Linked DNA regions of Homo sapiens: region 1 is linked to region 2. A link is an interaction called in ENCODE POLR2A ChIA-PET data of the cell type or tissue named here. Cell type or tissue: PC-9. All regions are shown on one strand. Links, peaks and the distances in the headings refer to the core of each region. The heading gives the core; the rest is flanking DNA.

The links. ChIA-PET counts read pairs that join two places held together with the same protein. Peaks named below come from ENCODE experiments on the same cell type or tissue, not always from the same donor. Only the 100,000 strongest peaks of a DNase experiment are listed, where the experiment ranks them.
Region 1: POLR2A ChIA-PET joins it to region 2 with 7 read pairs; 2 of 35 experiments call an interaction of 5 or more read pairs at or near these places.

The regions. Positions count from the first base shown.
Region 1 is chr6:113,838,912-113,847,647 of GRCh38, forward strand. It overlaps the pseudogene LOC124901547. Among named protein-coding and RNA genes, the nearest start is that of MARCKS, 14 kb to the right of the region's middle. RefSeq lists an enhancer at 7,191-7,485. In PC-9, for the core only: no CTCF peak of the experiment used is centred there; a DNase peak (open chromatin) is centred at 3,450; H3K27ac peaks cover 650 bases.
Region 2 is chr6:112,279,672-112,288,407 of GRCh38, forward strand. All of the region lies in intron 2 of LAMA4-AS1 (LAMA4 antisense RNA 1), which reads left to right. It overlaps LOC107986632 (a long non-coding RNA gene), which reads right to left. Exons shown (of 2, transcript XR_007059712.1): 2 at 4,853-7,769. Among named protein-coding and RNA genes, the nearest start is that of LAMA4, 29 kb to the left of the region's middle. In PC-9, for the core only: a CTCF peak has its summit at 2,673; DNase peaks (open chromatin) are centred at 2,780 and 4,130; H3K4me3 peaks cover 478 bases; H3K27ac peaks cover 3,290 bases.

The DNA.
Region 1 (8,736 bases), core at 353-8,352, 1.6 Mb after region 2:
GAGAAAGATAGCAACAAGAATGGGGCAGTGGTAAAAGAATCTGCCTTATTGTGGGGGGAGTCCCAGTCAGAAGACTTGGTCTCTAATCTAAATTCTGTTATTAACTAGTTGCACTTAGGCAAATCACTTACTATTTCTGCCATCTCCTCCTGCATGTGGCACATATGTGGGTAACTCATTTAAAAACAACAGGAAGAAGATAAAATTATAGATTATCTAGGAATAATTTGCATAACATATAATGAAGACAACTGTAAACCTATATGTAAGGATGAAAAAAAGACCTGAATACCTGTATATATAATATTATACAGATATCACCTTTCTTACTCCCCAGCCATCTTGGCAGCTGCTCTTGACTGGGGCCATCCCAACCAAGGAGATGAAAAATTCACTGGAGTCAATTAATTATCGGCTCCAACTCATGAAAAGTGGAAAGTACATGCTGGGGTACAAGCAGACTTTAAAGATGATCAGACAAGGCACAGCAAAATTGGTCATCCTTGCTTACAACTGCCCAGCTTTGCGGAAATCAGAAGTAGAGTACTATGCAATGTTGGCCAAAATTGGTGTCCATCACTACAGTGGCAATAATATTGAACTGGGAACAGCATGCGGAAAATACTACAGAGTATGCACACTGGCGCTCACTGATCCAGGTGATTCTGCTATCATTAGAAGCATGCCAGAACAGACTGGTGGAAAGTAAACTATGCAAAATTTTCCTTTAATAAAACTTGCCAAGCTTGTTTTTTCTAAAAAAAAAATACATTATAAAGATATCAATTGTATGCCAATTTATTATCTAAGTATAATCGCATCAAGTACTCAGAGAAAAAATATGTTTAGAATTGAAAGGCTGATCCTAATTTTTTCTGGAAGAGTAAATAAGTAAGAATGCTGACTTTTAAAGCAAAAGAAAAATAAAGATGATTTTCCATGCCAGATATCAAAATACATTACAAAATTATAGTAATTAAACAAAAATGTATTGGCATAGGACTAAAAAGATAGTTCACTAAACAGAAGAGAGAATCCAGCAATAGACCCATGTTTTCATGGGAACTGTAGTGCATACTGATGAAAGAATTTCAAATCAATTCTGGTAGAACATAAGGGAAAAATAATCAAATGAGATTCCTACCTCACACTATACTGCAAAATAAATTCCCAATTTTATTTTATTTTATTTTATTTTTTTTTGAGACAGAGTCTTGCTCTGTCATCCAGGCTAGAGTGCAGTGGTGCAATCTTGGCTCACTGCATCCTCCGCCTCCGGAGTTCAAGCGGTTCTCCTGTCTCAGCCCCTCGAGTAGCTGGGATTACAGGTGCATGCCAGCATGCCTGGCTAATTTTTTTACTTTTAGTAGAGATAGGGTATCACCATGTTGCCCCAGGCTGGTCTCGAACTCCTGACCTCAGGTGATCCACCTGCCTCGATTTTCCAAAGTGCTAAGATTATAGGCGTGAGCCACTGCGCCCGGCCATAAATTCCAATTGAATTAAATCATAAGATTAAAAATTTTGACAAATATGAGGAAACCATAAGAATATGTATGTACTTTTTTTTTGGAGACAGTCTTGCTCTGTCACCCAGGTGCAATCTATGCTCACTGCAACCTCTGCATCCCCGGGTTCAAGCAATCCTCCCACCTCAACCTTCCGAGTAACTGGGATTATAGGTGTGCACCACCACTCCCGGCTATTTTTTGTATTTTCAGTAGTGATGGGGTTTCACCATGTTGGCCAGGCTGGTCTCTAACTCCTGACCTCAAGTGATCTTCCCTCCTTGGCCTCCCAACGTGCTGGGACTACAGGAATGTGCCACCTCGCCCAACCCGAATATATATGTACTCTTAAGGAAATATCATTCCTAAACAAGATAGAAAACTTAGAAGCCTGCTCCTTTTGTAGCTCATGAGCGATGATGATTGGGTGTTCACATGCATCTGTGAAATGCACTACAATCTTGTCACATTACCCATCTGACCTGAACTTGGGGAGGAAAAAAAAAACAACTCAGAAGCCACAAGGAACACAAGGAAACAACGGACAGATATAACTACATGATGCTTTCAATTTTTCTGCCCAGGAAAAGATCACATAAACCATGTTTAATAAAAGACAAAACAGACTGAAAGGAGATAGGTGTAACATACAACAGAAAGGGATTAACTGCTATAATATGTAAAAACTGAAGAGTTCCTTCAATTAAATAATGAAAAGACAATCCAATATAATAAGGTAAAAGAATAAAAATGAACAAAATAAAAAGAAAAAAGTGATCAATGAATATAAAGATCAATAATTTTTTCATGATTTCCCACCGATTAAAGAAAATTGAACAATTGATAGTATGTAGTTTTGGTAAGGGTATAAGGAAAAGGGCATTTTCATCACTATGCATCTGAATATAAACAACCATAGCATTTCTGTGGGTCAGTGTGGCAACATTCATCAATATGTTAAAGATTATGCCCTTTGATGGAACAATGTTACTTCTAACAATCCATTCTACAAAAATACTTACACATGTGGACAAATATATATATGAATATTAATGATAGAATAGAGAAAAATTTTAAACAACCTGAACATTCATCAATGAAAGAAATGACTAAGTAAGTTTTAATATTTCCATATGAACAATGAAACACTATATGGCTGTTTAAAAGAATTAGGTTGTTTTATATATACTCCTAGGGAAATTCTTCAAGATATAAAGTGCAAAAAAGAAGTCAGAAAGCAATCTAGATAGATTGCATCTAGATTGCATACAATAATGTCATTCATCCCATTTGTAAAACTCATGTATATATCTGTGCATGAGCAAGCATGGGAATAAAATAAAGCCTGAAAAAATACACTACAACTTGCTAACAGGAGGTAGAATTCTTAAAAAGGATCAATGAAAAGGAATTTACTTCAGTTATTTTATATACTCCTGTTCTATTTGAAAACGTTACAAGAATGCATTTTTTTCTCATTAAAATTTTTAATGGAAAAAATAGGAGTTAGCAAACTGTACTATTAATGTTGTTCCTGCCTTATCCAGAACTACTTGGTAATATAAAAAACAGCAGAATTACAAAGTCCAGAACTTTCTTTTGTTACATGTTCATTTTGCCTCCTTAATTTTTGTATTTATGTAAATAACTATAGCTTTTATAAAGCTCAGCTACAAAGGTACTAAAAATTTTATCAAAGTTTTTTTCTGTACCCCTTTTAAATATACACGAAGCCAACTTTTAAAGCTGGCTTTTTAATATAAGCATGATCTAAAAGTCCATAATTTTTCCCAGAGGACTGAATGCCTCCAGAGGACCTACCACTGTGGAAAAGATGCTGTGTCAAAATGATGCGGTGCAGCCATGCACTGGGCAGGACATCAACCTTGAAACACATGATACTGGTGACCACATAATGAGAATTCCATTCAAATTTGATGACTGATCTATGAAGTTCTAAGATTCTTGAGGGTTCTTTTAAATGCAGTTATCAGGCATCTGAAATCACTTTCTGCAACTTATCTGCAGTATAATCTAGAGAAAAATTTCCAGGCCTTGGTATCTATTTCATCATTCAAATGAAACTAATTCTCACCTGCCATTTATTATAAAGATTAAGTAAAACAATGGATCCAAAAATGCTTTGGAAGTTATGAAGTTGCTGTAAAACATTGTTTTTACCAATATATGAACAGTTGATCTTCCACAAATCAATTTGATATTCCTACCCCCACCCTTACCCTTGTATGGTCTGGACTCAGATTTGTTATCATTTAATGAGAACTTCCTATATTCAGGTCCTTAGGAAAAGTCTCAAACAGTTCTGGAAGGCAATGCTCCTATTACCCCCATTTCTCAGATGAGGAAGAAGATTAGGTACCTAACCCCAAGTCACAAAGCCAGGAAATAGTAAAGCCTAAATTCAAAGCTATTTATTTGATTCCAAAATTATTAACTGCTGCTCCTAACAGAGCACTGCCTCCCAGTATATTGATGTTTCATATCTTTTAATACCAATGAGGATAATAACTATTATGAGAATTATAATTGCTGTAAATTATCTCTTTTCAACAATTTTTTTTCAAAATTGGGAGAAAAGCAAGCCTACAAAAATAAAATTTGCATAGGTATTAACAAAATATTGCCCAAAGAAATTCAGGGTGTAAATAAATTATTAATATGCTACTGCTAACAAGATTGGTAATTAGCACTTAAGAAAAAAAAGAGAGAGAACAAGAGAACCCGAAGAAAGCTCATTTATCTATCTAGACTTTCTGTGAGAAGGATGAGGTTTCTTTTGTTTTGTTGTTGTTGTTGTTGTTGTTTTAAAATAGAGTCTGACTCTGTTGCCCAGGCTGGTGTGCAGTGGTGCAATCTCGGCTCACTGCAACCTCTGCAAGCGATTTTTGTGTTTCAGCCCCCCAAGTAGCTGGGATTACAGGCATGCGCCACCATGCCTGGATAATTTTTGTATTTTTAGTAGAGACAGAGTTTCGCCATGTTGGTCAGACTGGTCTCAAACTCACGACCTCAAGTGACCCTCCTGCCTCGGCCTCCCAAAGTGCTGGGATTACAGGCATGAGCCACTGCACCAGGCTGGATGAGATTTTTTTTTTTAATCTAATGTAAATTTTTTCAAAGTGCTGCTTACCCCCAGATAAACAGCAAGGCTGGCTCTCCTAGCTAAGTGCAGATGAAATGTCCAATTACATTAAACAGCTCTGGCTTGTAAAATATTTGAGGAAAAGCAGGGACTAAGAAAAGATAGCTTAAGAAATGCAAAATGTGGGGACACAGCATTTGCTTAATCACGTAAAAGTCTAAACGTTAATTAAAATTGACATTAATTAAGAACTATAATCCCACCTCCCTCAAGAGAGAGGCTGGCTTACTGGAAAGAAAGGACAACTTGGAATCACCAATTCTACAGGCCGTCTAGCGCCTTCAGTAATCCCTGGTCAGTGTCTCAGAATTCCTTTGGGAATTCTTCCCAAGGGAGGAGTCAAAAAATGGGTTCATTGCAAATGCTTACTTTACAAGTGAGTAATTTATTACAGCTCTGCTGTTACAGGTTTTTCTTATTTTCCTTTCGCTTCCAAATCTAGTCAGAGGGTTTCACCAAACCCATCTTATTCCCGGATGATAAGATAGAAAGGCAAACCAGCTTTTATTGAGGACCCGCTAATTGCGGGGGCCTGGGGTTACTAAAGCTCAAAACTTTCATTACAGCTTCTGCCCATTTTCATCCAAATCGCACCAGAAAACTTCTTACAAAGAACGCTTAAAGCAGTGGCTCATGCCTGTAATCCCAGCACATTGGGAAGCCAAGGCTGGCAGATTACTTGAGGCCAAGAGTTTAAGACCAGCCTGGCCAACATGGCAAAAACCCATCTCTACTAAAAAAAAAAAAAAAAAAAAATACAAAATTAGCCAGGTATGGTGGTGTCGCCTGTAATCCCAGCTACTTGGGAGGCTGAGGCAGAAGAATCACTTGAACCTGGGAAGCGGAGGTTACAGTGAGATCTCCCCACTGCACTCCAGCCTGGGCGACAGAGCAAGACTCTGTCTCAAAAATAAATAAATAATTTTTTTTTAAAAGAACACCTAAAACAACAACATCACCATACCTTACCTTTAGATATCTCTATTAAATCTTAGAACTAGAACTCTTTCTTTAAGATGGAAACTTTTATCTACATTTTACAAAGGAAGAAACTTGAGCTTAGAGAACCGAAGTCAACTGCATTAGTTCACAACGTAGCCACCAGATGTTTGAACCTGAAATTGAACCCATGTCTTCACATAGTGTAGTCCTACTACAGTGTAGCTCCTTCACCCCAGGGGAGCAAATTCCCCAAAGACAAGTACCATATTATTTTAGCAACAGCCAAAAGCACAGTGAATAAAATTGTATTTTGAAAGCTGTTTGAACACTGAAATGTTTAATGCACCTGGGCGGTGTTAGTATTATTAAAGAGTGATCAAAGTGGGTAACACAGTTTCCAGTAAGAAAAGTGGTCATAAAATATAATCATAAAGTATTGAAACAGTTTCTTATATGGCTTCTGGGGCCAGTCCCAAAGAGGAATGCCCCCCTAAATTGATTTGGAGATTGGCATGGGTCTGATGGGTGTTCTGATAAAGTGATAATTACAAAGGATAGTTGCTTGTTCCCATGAGTTCTGATACAATGACAATGGAAATCAACATTCTCAACTTTATATTCTTGCCATGTTCATGCATATATATATATATACACATATATATACACTGTGATAAGGAATTATATATATATGTATTTATGTATAAAATGACATAAGCTGCATTTTAATATGTTTCATGAAATAGTCCTGAGGAGCTCATTAAGAATTTTAAAAGTTTTTAATAAAGCATTAAATAAAAAGATATGGACCAAACAATTTAACTAGATATTTGCCTACTTGATATCCAATAAATTTTTTTACAATTCTCCCCCAGTAAATTGAATGAATCTTTTGATTGTATTAATAAAATGAAGTTAAAATGAAAATCAAATTATTTTCAAAAAGTAGTGATGATGCCTAGACTATAATAGTTCTTTATCCTGCTTGTTATTGAATATTTTCAAAACACCACAATTACAATAATACGGATTTTTTAAATGAAAAGTTGTAAAAAAAAATTTTTTTTATTGGTCATTTGGTGAAAAGAATATAAAAGTAGATGCAGGGAAAATTACTACCCATTTTATTCAATTAATGGCCATTCTATAGTTTAAGTATTCAGGACATTTAAAGCCACAGTAGAGGCTGGGCACAGTGGCTCACGTCTGTAATCCTAGCACTTTGGAAGGTCGGGGTGGGAGGATCACCTGAGGTCAGGAGTTTGAGACCAGCCTGGCCAACATGGTGAAGCCCTGTCTCTACTAAAAATACAAAAATTAGCCAGGCGTGGTGGTGCATGCCTGTAATCTCAGCTACTCGGGAGGCTGAGACAGAAGAATCACTTGAGCCTGGGAGGCAGAGGTTGCAGTGAGCCAAGATTGCGCTGCTGCACTCCAGCGTGGGTGACTGAGACAAGACTCCTTCTCAAAAAAAAAAAAAAGTTACAGTAGGAAAAAGCAGGAGATAAAGAAATTAAGTGTTAGTGTTAGAAAATAAAATGTTAAGGACATGAAAAAAAGTATTTTGATCAAGAAGGAAAACTGGTCTTGTCAACATAATCAGGAGGAAATATCTATTATTTATCAATTGTCATTTTCTCTTCTCTGCTTCTTAGGAGGACATTTTGCCCCTACTGATGCAACTGTTGCTGTGGTTGAGTCAGACAAACATAAAAGACTGTGACAGGACCCTGAGAAGTTCAAAGACAAGGCTCTCTTCTCAGTAAAAAGGGAGATCAGTTGATAACCTCCTTGAAATCTGCTTAGTTTTTAGGGAAGAAAGGAGAGAGGGAGAGACACTGGTGAAAAACTGGCTTCCTAAATTTTTTTAAATTATAAAATATCTTGGAATTCTTCAGTCTTTTCTCTATAAAGTATATTTATTGGGTCTATATTAAAAACTTGTAACTACTAGTTCTTTATTGGGAGGCAAATTAAAACAATTATAAGGAAGAGTTTAATAAATCATCATTCAGTGATCCAAACTGGTCCTCTGTCTAGAGATTATGGTGACAGATTATAAACAGCCTTGGAAGTCAGGCAGGGAGGGTTAGATCCCAGGCAACTAGAAGCCAATTTTTGATCAGAGATGTGACAAGAGAGATATTTGTGGCATTGAATGCCCTGGAGAGGGGAATGATGACCTAGTAGGTAATTCAGGCAGAAAATATCAAGAACATTGACTTGAGTTTTAGTCCTTGGAAGGGAGAAAATACCAGAGATGTTTGAAAGGAAAATAAATCAACACAACTTGACAAGGATAATCCATGAGGTGTTCTGAGCTGATAACAAATTATACAGTGAGAATTCCAGTCTTCTCCTTGATACTCAATTATTTTTATATTTAGTAAAGTCTAATCAATAGGAATTTTAGAGAAAAAAGCAACATAATGTAATATGTGCCTGAGACGTGAAAGATAATGGAGGTGAAAAGAGGTTTATAAACTAAACAAATGGGCAAAAACTTCAGGGTTTGTTTTATTTTATTTTTTGTTTTACATTCTAATTGGTAGTGGAGTGTTTAACCATACTGAAACCTAAGGAGGCCTTATATCTGGTTCTATTCTTAGCCTGAAAAATGGAGAGAAATGAGTCTAAAATGTCTCCAAGAAAGCTGAAGAAATCATCAGGGGAGAAAGGAAGAGAAGGAAGGGAAGGAAAGGAAGGGAAGGAAATCATTAGCTTTCCTGGAGACATTTTGGACTCATTGTAAAGTATCTTGAGTGGAAAGTGTAAGACATGGTACACTAGATCACTCAGAAGATGAGCTGGTTTAGATGGGAAAACAATAACCTGACTTTAAGAAAGTGGTGAGAAATATACGAGCAGCAATTACCAGATCAGTACGGAGACAATGGAAAATACAGAGCTGGAATTTCAGTTAGCCATTAGGATAGGAAATTCTGATTGTTGTGTCATTGGCATAAAAGCAATATTTAAAGCAATGAGAAAAAATCCAAAGTCAATTGAAAACTTGCCTTAAGTATCTTTTCCTCAATATTGGAGACGAGATGAGTGTGGTGATGCATGCCTGTTGACTCAGCTACTCAAGAAGATGAGTAGCTTGAGCCCCGGAGTTTGAGGCTG
Region 2 (8,736 bases), core at 167-8,166:
CTTAGCAAGACTCAGCCTGTGGCTCGGCAGCTGTGTTTCTTATACAGCATATTTGCCTTACAGTATTTGTACTAAAGCTGTATCTTTTCCCTTCTCCACCCAAATGAAATCATTTCCTTTTACCATCCTGCAGCTTAATTCTTATGGAAGAGAGGAGTTACATTTGTAAGGGAGACAGGGTGGGATGGGCAGGGAAGGAACAGCCAGCTTATAAACATGCCAGGGCTTAATATGGGAGCCAGGGAGAAAGCTCACACTTGCAGAAAGACGACAGTGCTTAAGGCCTGCAGCCGCTGTGTTTGTGAGGGATCACTTTTCCCATCTTCACCAAGCCAGACCCTGAAAATGTACCACACCATCCTCTGAAAAGAATTCTTGTTAATTAGCTATGTTTTATTTTTGGAGCTTGACAATATCAAAATCTTTTTGGGAGTTAAGCAATTTTCAGTCATGTTAAAGCACAGGATGGAGAAAGTACTCCCTAATTCTCATAAACTTGCAAGAATGGAAAATGGCAAACTTTGCCTTTTATCTACAGCATATGAAATTTGAAAAATAGCATAAATAAAGACTGTATCCAAGCCCCTTCTGTGCCCTAAAAATGGCATTGCAATGTAGAGAATGAATATATGCATTCACATGTATTGTCAGCTGTCTTGATAAAATGATGTTTTCATAATATAGTGTTATTTCTTTAAACCACATTCAATATTCTTGGCTGCCAGATGACAAGATGGAGAAAACAAAATACGTTTTGGGCAGAGGACAAAGACTTAAGGACTGAGTGGGTCATGGGAGGGAGTCAAATGATAGTTTGAAATTTGCTGCTCTTCTTGCCTGTTCTATTTAATTTTTGAGATGAGTGGGGAAGAGACACATAACACAGGAGATTTGGGGAAGACCAGTTGTCTCAATGTTGGCAATGATTTGTAGGGCATTTTGCATTTATTCTAACAACAAAATCCAAGGGCCAAAGTTGGGTGAGTCTGGACAGATAGCAAGAGAAAAAGACTCTGCTACTTCTAAGCAGCCTTCAAGGAGGTGCCCCGGTGACTGATGTTATAAGGGCTGGCCTCTCCAGAATTTACTTTCAAATAGGGCAGTCATGAATGGAATGAGTTATTGGCTTAAGATATTTAATAAGGATGTGGTAGAATCTGAGCATTGTATTCCAAGTCTGACCTCTCCTAGTACACACACACATATATACACACACACACATGCATGCACACACACCCTTTAGTTTTAATTCTGTTTAAGAGAGAGTTTTATTTTTTATCCTTAAATACCATACTTCATGCCAAATTATTTTCAGTTTTGTTACATACAATGGCAAAAGTGAGTAGCTTGAGAAGCTGGCCGGTGGAGGAGCCTTTTGAAGATTCCCTTTTATTAAAGAGTTTAGAGGCTTCGAAGGACTTGAAAATTGTTGACAGTGAAAAAAAAAGTTAATTGAGACTATAAATTCTTAACCCTGTTTATTATATGTTCAAGGAAGATTGTTCCTTTGGCCTCATTTTCATCCATGTCAACACATTTTGGATTGTAAGTCATTTGGGAGTAGGAGCAGTGACTATGTGCCCTAGATTTTCTAAGATATCCCTGAGTTCCCATGTTCTGCTCTGTGGTCCTTGAAATGCCCTCAAATTGATGTGAAGATTTTTCCCCCATAGCTACTCTGTTTACACAGTCTCATATTCAGAAAGGGTCTTAAAGCTTTGCAGTGGGCCAGGCGCGGTGGCTCACACCTGTAATCCCAGCACTTTGGGAGGCCAAGGTGGGCGGATCACGAGGTCAGGAGTTCGAGACCAGCCTGGCCAATATGGTGAAACCCCGTCTCTACTAAAAATACAAAAATTAGCCGGGTGTGGTGGTGCACACCTGTAATTCCAGCTACTCAGGAGGTTGAGGCAGCAGAATCGCTTGAACAAGAAGGCGGAGGTTGCAGTGAGCCAAGATCATACCTCTGTACTCCAGCCTGGGCAACAAGAGTGAAACTCCATCTCAGAAAACAAACAAACAAACCAAAAACCTTTGCAGTGATGTAGTGGTGTAGGGAGCTTAAACAGCATGTCCTAATTCATAGCTGGTTAGTGGGGACACCCAGGTTAGGGTCTCCTGTTGCAGTGCTGAACTTACAAGTGGACACTTCAGTTTTGTTGCTATCAGTGATCCAGAGGAAGGAGAAAAGTCCCACAAAAGCACCAGAGTTAATTTTATTTGTAAAAAATTGTGAGCCTAAGCAGTTTTTCTTGATAAAGTAAAATTTACTCCAGTGTTGGCAGGGATTGTACAAATGTCTTATTTTCAGGAAATGATCTTCAGCTCATAAATTTTGCCAAAACATAAATATAATTAAAATATATCCCTAAGTGAACTTAAAATCATTCTGGAACAACAAAGTTCCCCAGTGAGATGAGATGTGCCTTTTCTCCTTTTCTTTTTTTCAGTTAATCATTGAGAATTAAATTTTGCTTATTTTCTTTCCCTCTTTAGTTTTCTTGATAACTTCTTCTGCAGTTCAGTGGAAGAATCATCTTTTTTTTTTTTTTCATTCCAATGGAATACTACAATGATTTAAGAACTTTACTTGCTTCAATTTGGATCTTATGCCTTAATCCACCCCCGGCCTCTCCTCCCCATACACACACACACTGGGAATGCGGCTCTCTGAGTCGCTGACTCAAGCAGCAGAACGACATCTGCTGTGGATGTTCAGCAGCACAGCTGACATGTATTTGAAAAGTGAAGTGTTGGAGTCATTTAGGGAGCAGAGCAATTTCCTCTGTCAGAGATGAACACTTGGATTAACAGAGAGTACTTCATTCCCATACAAGTTGATTCTGAAAGTGCCTGAAGCAAATCTCTTGACCCTGAAGTTGAGGCTAACCACTCCTGGGCAGGGTCAGAAGTTTAAAAAAATGCTGTTTTAGAGGTTAATGGGGTGAGGGCTATTTCCAGCTGAGTCTTCAAAAGTGCTTCAGACTGCAATTAGCATTTACTGTTTGCTTAAAAAAATGACTTCACTCATTCACAGCCATTGATTCTTATTTATGAATATTACTTTTTAAAGAGACATTAAAGTAATATAATTAAAATACTTAATGTTTATCTTTAGTCTTTTCCCTTCCTGCTCTAGCAATACCAAAGTTCTTAAAATTTTCTGAATAAGCTATGTCATTTTGTTGTTAACCTTTAAACATGCTGTTTTTTGTTTTAGGAAAACTATATTTTCCCCTGCTTCTCTTTGCCTGGCTAATTCCTACTCGTCTTTTAGGTCTTGAGCTTCCAGCTGGGTGGTGTGTTGCTCCTGTGAGCTCCCTGGACCCCACCCCTTTCCTTACCCGCTACCCACCTTGTCACATTTTTTCTTGTCTACCAGGACCTTCCACCACTGCACCATAGCTATCCACTTGGCACACATTAAGTACTCAACAGATATTTGTTGGATGGATGGATACATGAAGAAAGGAGGAATAGAGGAATGAACAAATGGGTAAATCACTTTCCAATTAGTGGAGGTAGAGTTGCTTTCAAATGTTATTGTGCTTCACAATCACTTGGGGTACTTTGATAAAAATGTGTATTCTCAGGTTCTAACTGCAAGGATTTTTCATGACATATAGGGGTATATGTGGCAAGCCTCAAATAATTCATGACTACAGAACATAATATGTGAGACAGAAAGCGGGGAAGAGCCTGCCAATGAGCCTGGGTTAGATCTGCAGTACAGATGATGGGGAGCCAGCAAAGGATTTCAAGGATGGTCACATTTCTGGTATCTGTGTAGAAATTAGATTCAGCATTGATCTTCAACCTTGGCTGCATGCTGGAATTACCTGAAGAACTTTAACAAGTAAGTAATGATGCCTGGGTCCACCTCAAGAGGTTTGTATTTAATTGGTCTGAGGTGTGGCCTGGGCTCTGGAATGGTGTTAGAGCTTCTCAGGTGATTCTAATAGAACACCAAGATTGAGAACTACTAGAAGAGAGGAGAAAATTCATCCATACAATTTGGCAATCAATCAACTCTCCTCTGACATCTTTTAAGTATTGTGTATTGGCAAAAAGCAGTTAAAAACCACAATGCGATATTACTGCATACCTACCAGAATGGCTAAAATAAACAATGGTGATAACATTAAATGCTGGAGAGAATGTGGAAAAACTAGTTTTCCGATATGTATGGCGTACGTATGGTGGGAATGAATGGCAATTTCTTAAAAGCTAACCATGCAACTATTATGTGACCCAGAGTAGGGTAAATGCATCTGATCACAATAACTTAGGCATACTCTGATAATGACCCTGTGTGGCAGAGACACCTGAATGTATGTTCCTAGCTAGGGAAGCTGGGAGCAGACAACCTGAAGATTAATTCTTTTTCTATGTGGAACGTCTGGGTCTCCGGCTCATCCCATGGAACACCAGCCACACAGGATATTGAAGCTCCAGGTTTTGGGTTGAATGAAGGTTGCCAGGTGGAAGTTTTAGAGAAAGGGTGCTAAGTGAAAATGCTGTAATAAACTGGATGCTTTTTGCAAGCTGTTGCAGTTTTCTTGCCCAGCCCACCTCCACTGGGCTGTGTAGTTCTCCTGTCTAGCCTGCTGCCACGGGACTCTCTCCCCTAAATATAAGCCCTAAATAAAACCCCATGTCTCATTTGCTGTCTGAGTCTCTTCTTCAGCCTCTTGAACCTGGTGCCATCTCTATTGAGGTTAATAGGTGTTCAGCCTGACACCCAGCATTTGCACTCCTGGCATTTATCCCGGAGAAATGAAAATGTAGGTTGGCAAAAAAATAGTACATGAATGCTCATAGCAGCTAAACTGTAATAACCAAAAATTGGAAATAACACAAATGTCCTTTAATGGGTAAATGGTTAAACAAACTGGTGTGTCTATATCATGGAATACTCTTCAGCAATAAGATGAACAAATGATTGGCACATGCAACAACTTGGAGGGATTTCATGGGCATTATGCTTAGTGAAAAAACCAATCTCAAAAGTTTGCATACTATATGATTCTATTTATATAACATTCTTGAAATGACAAAATGATAGAAATAGAGAACAGATTAGTGGTTACCAGGAGACAGTGAAGAAGGTGGTGTGAGTACAAAGGGGTAGGCCCTGCTCATTGCTTTATGGCAATAGAACCATTCTGTATCCTGATTGTGATGGTGGTTACAGGAATCCATACAGGGGATTCAATTTTGCAAAAGACTATACTTACTCACACTTACTTGTTCATACCCCCACACATAATGCCCCCTCTCCCCAACTGAGTGGCAGGTAAAAACTGCTGAAAACTGAATGAAGCCTGTAGTCTAGTTAGCATTATTGTGCAAATGTCAACTTCCTGGTTTTGATATTGTACTACAGTAATGGAAAATGGTAGCTTGGAAGCTTGGGTAAGAGTTCACTGGACTCTGTGAACTCTTTTTCTGACTTCCTATGTGTCTACAGTTATTTTAAAATAAAAAAATGATAGTTGCATGTTTTTATTTACTGGCTGTATTTTAAAAAATGTCACGCATATATACATACTTTAATTCCATGGCTAGACTGTAGATTTTAGTATAGTGGCAACGTCTCATTGTGCTCATTCAAGTAAATTTAGCTCAATTCAGTTAAACTCAGTTCATCTCAATAAATATTTGAGGGCCTACTAGACACAAAAGGAATGATGTTAGTCCTCTTACCCTTAATCTTATATTGTCCATCCAGACTATGTACACTGATAGGTACACAATAAGACCTCAAAAAATGGCATCTAGTGATTGGACAATTGCCTTATTAATTTTTATGGTGCTGTGTGATACATCCCTTATTCGTATAAAGGCTGCATTTCTTTTACTTTGTTTTCTTTCTCTGAAAAGACCAAAATTTATGTAAGGAAAATACATTTTCCAAATTAATTTCTTATACCTCATTACCAGGATTGATGAAAACATTAATATACTCCACAAATTTATTTCAGGTTTTAAGCTGTAAGCATGTTTTAGTATATTATTTTACATCAAAAGACATGTGGTGCCTTGAAACCAGGACAAAACAGCTAGACTACCAAATAATATTCTTGGTCTTTTTTTTTTGAGATGGAGTCTTGCTCTGTCGCCCAGGCTGGTGTGCAGTGGCATGATCTCGGCTCACTGCAACCTCCACCTCCCGGGTTCAAACAATTCTCCTGTCTCAGCCTCCTAAGTAGCTGGGACTACAGTATTCTTGGTCTTTTTTATTTTTATTTTTAACAATCACCAAGCTTAAATTTGTGGGGAGGAGTGCAGTTTCCTTAATGTTTTCTACTTGGTTCAACATTCCCAGACAGCAATTACAAGGCAAATATCATTTCAGTAAATGAGAAATTCTTGTTTTCATGTACTGATTGGCTTTATGACACACTAAGGTTAATTGGGAAGCTTCTCAGGCTTATCTGAGTGATAACAAACAGCTGCAATAGATTGCACTCCCTTATCCCCCACATCATTTTGACAGAGCAACACCAAAACAAAACCTCATGAAATGTGTCATTAAACCGCACCGCAAACCTGGTTGCAATTGTGTCTGAGATAGCATCACAGGAAGCCAGAAGGAAACCAATAGCCTGAGAGAAAATGTTTAAATTAGCAAGGGTAGCCAGCCACCCTAGACCACAGCAGCTATAGGATTTGGTTACTGGAGTTCCAATATATGGCAATCTAGATAGTTCTTTATCTCACATGAATACATAGTGCTACTCCAAGCAAAAATATACTTGTCTAATGCAAATGCCCTAAATGCCAGATTTTTATATCTCTAATATAAGAATCACATTGCTGATTTCACTAGTAAAGTAAAAATGGATATCTTTGACTGCTTTGAAGAGCTTATAAAGGGCTTTACTTGCCATAATTTTTAAGTAACAACAGCTAATCTGTTTGAGCACTTATTAGAGCCCAAGCACTGGACTGTTTCTCATGTATCATCTCAGTTAATCCTCCCTGTAATCCTAGGATAGAATTATTATGCATGCATTACAAATGATGCCTAGCACACATACGAATCTTGTTCAAGGTCACAGAGTCAGTAGGTGTTAGAGCCTGGACTTGAGTCCAGGTACATCTTTTCCCAAAGACTCACTCTTATACTAATGAGTAGGTTAACAGAGAATGTTTTACAGGGAACTCATTGAGAGAAAGTTGCCTGGTAGAGTAGTTTTTAGGTCAGCAGATGTTTTTCCAGTTCAGTTGCCAGTTGGCCAGGTCACCAAGTGGATAACCAGTAGTCTCTCTGGTTATCTATGTGCATATTTGGGATGAGATTTCTTCCACTGTGTGGTATGATGCTGCTGCAGTGTTTTTAGGGAGTGTGTGGGTCAAAGCAACTTGCTCAATGATGGAAAAAAAGAGTTAGCCTGTAATGCTTTAGTTGGAAGATGGATATGTGCCATTGGTGTCCCTTTACTGGCTTCTGCTCATCCAGAGGCTCCTCTTTCTTGCTCCTACCTCTTTGTCCTCTTCCACACAGTCTGGTCCAATCATGCTCTTCATTTGGGCCTTGAAGGGGCATATCAACTAGTTGTTCATCCTGCTGTTTGTTTTTCAAATAGCCCCATTTGTGTCTCTTACCTTTCTGGTGTACAAAGCAGGGAAGTGGAGCAATAGCTTAGGACTGCCGATTTGGAGTCAGACAGACTTAGGTTCAAATCCCAGTATAGGCACTTGCTGACACTTACACATGAATTTTGGTCAAGCCATTTAATTTCCCTGAGCCTCCGTTTCCTCATCTGTAAAATTAAACAATGACACAATCTTATTGGGTTGTTGTGAGACTTAAATGAGATAATTTATGTAAAGCTGAATTCTTGGTATTGGAAGGGCTCAAATGTTAGTTATAATATGTTAGTTATAAATAATTGTCATCAATAGTTCAACCTCACTTATTTTTAATCCATTATTACCGTTCTTTCCATAATTTGGAATTTCTTTTTGCTTTGCTAATCTTTGAACTGCCTTAGCCTCAACATACTACAGTCACCCTTCTGTATACATGGGGGATTGGTTCCAGGATACATTCCCCATCCCTCTTCTTGGCTAATACTGTACTTTTGTTAGTGTTTGGTTGGGAAAAATCCCAGTAGAAGTGAACTCTCATAGTTCAAACCCGTGTTGTTCAGTGGTCAACTGTATTTAGTACCATGAAGGCTTTCAAAACTTACATTGATCTATATTCCAGTTGTCAAGCATGTAATAATCTTCACTTTCTTAATTTTTCTTTCCCTGATATGCTATTTAGCACCTGTGTAAACCTATGCAGCTGTGCTCAGCTATGTATAAATGTTTGCTTATGTGCTTCTGTTATGTTTATTTATGTGATGCTGTGGAGAGCCAGTTGCTCTATTAAATTATAAGCTCCTCAGAGGCCAAGGACCACACTTTCTGTTTCTGCTCCAAGTCCGGATGTCCTTCCAAGGACGGATTTTAGGAAGGCTGAAACTCAAACATACAGAACAGCTTTAATAAGATGTTAATGACAAATTTTCAAACATTGTGTTCTTTTCTAGGGTATCATCTCTTAAAGTAATTTCAGTCATAGCTTATAGAATTGTTCAACTTGGGGGCCTTTAGTGGGTGACTTTTTACATTTAAAAATTAATAAGTCTACAATTTGAGAAACAAATGAATAATAAAGAATAAAAAGGATTTAGTAACTGTTACTCTCCAGAAAATTTCAGGCCATATTTCCTTTGATCG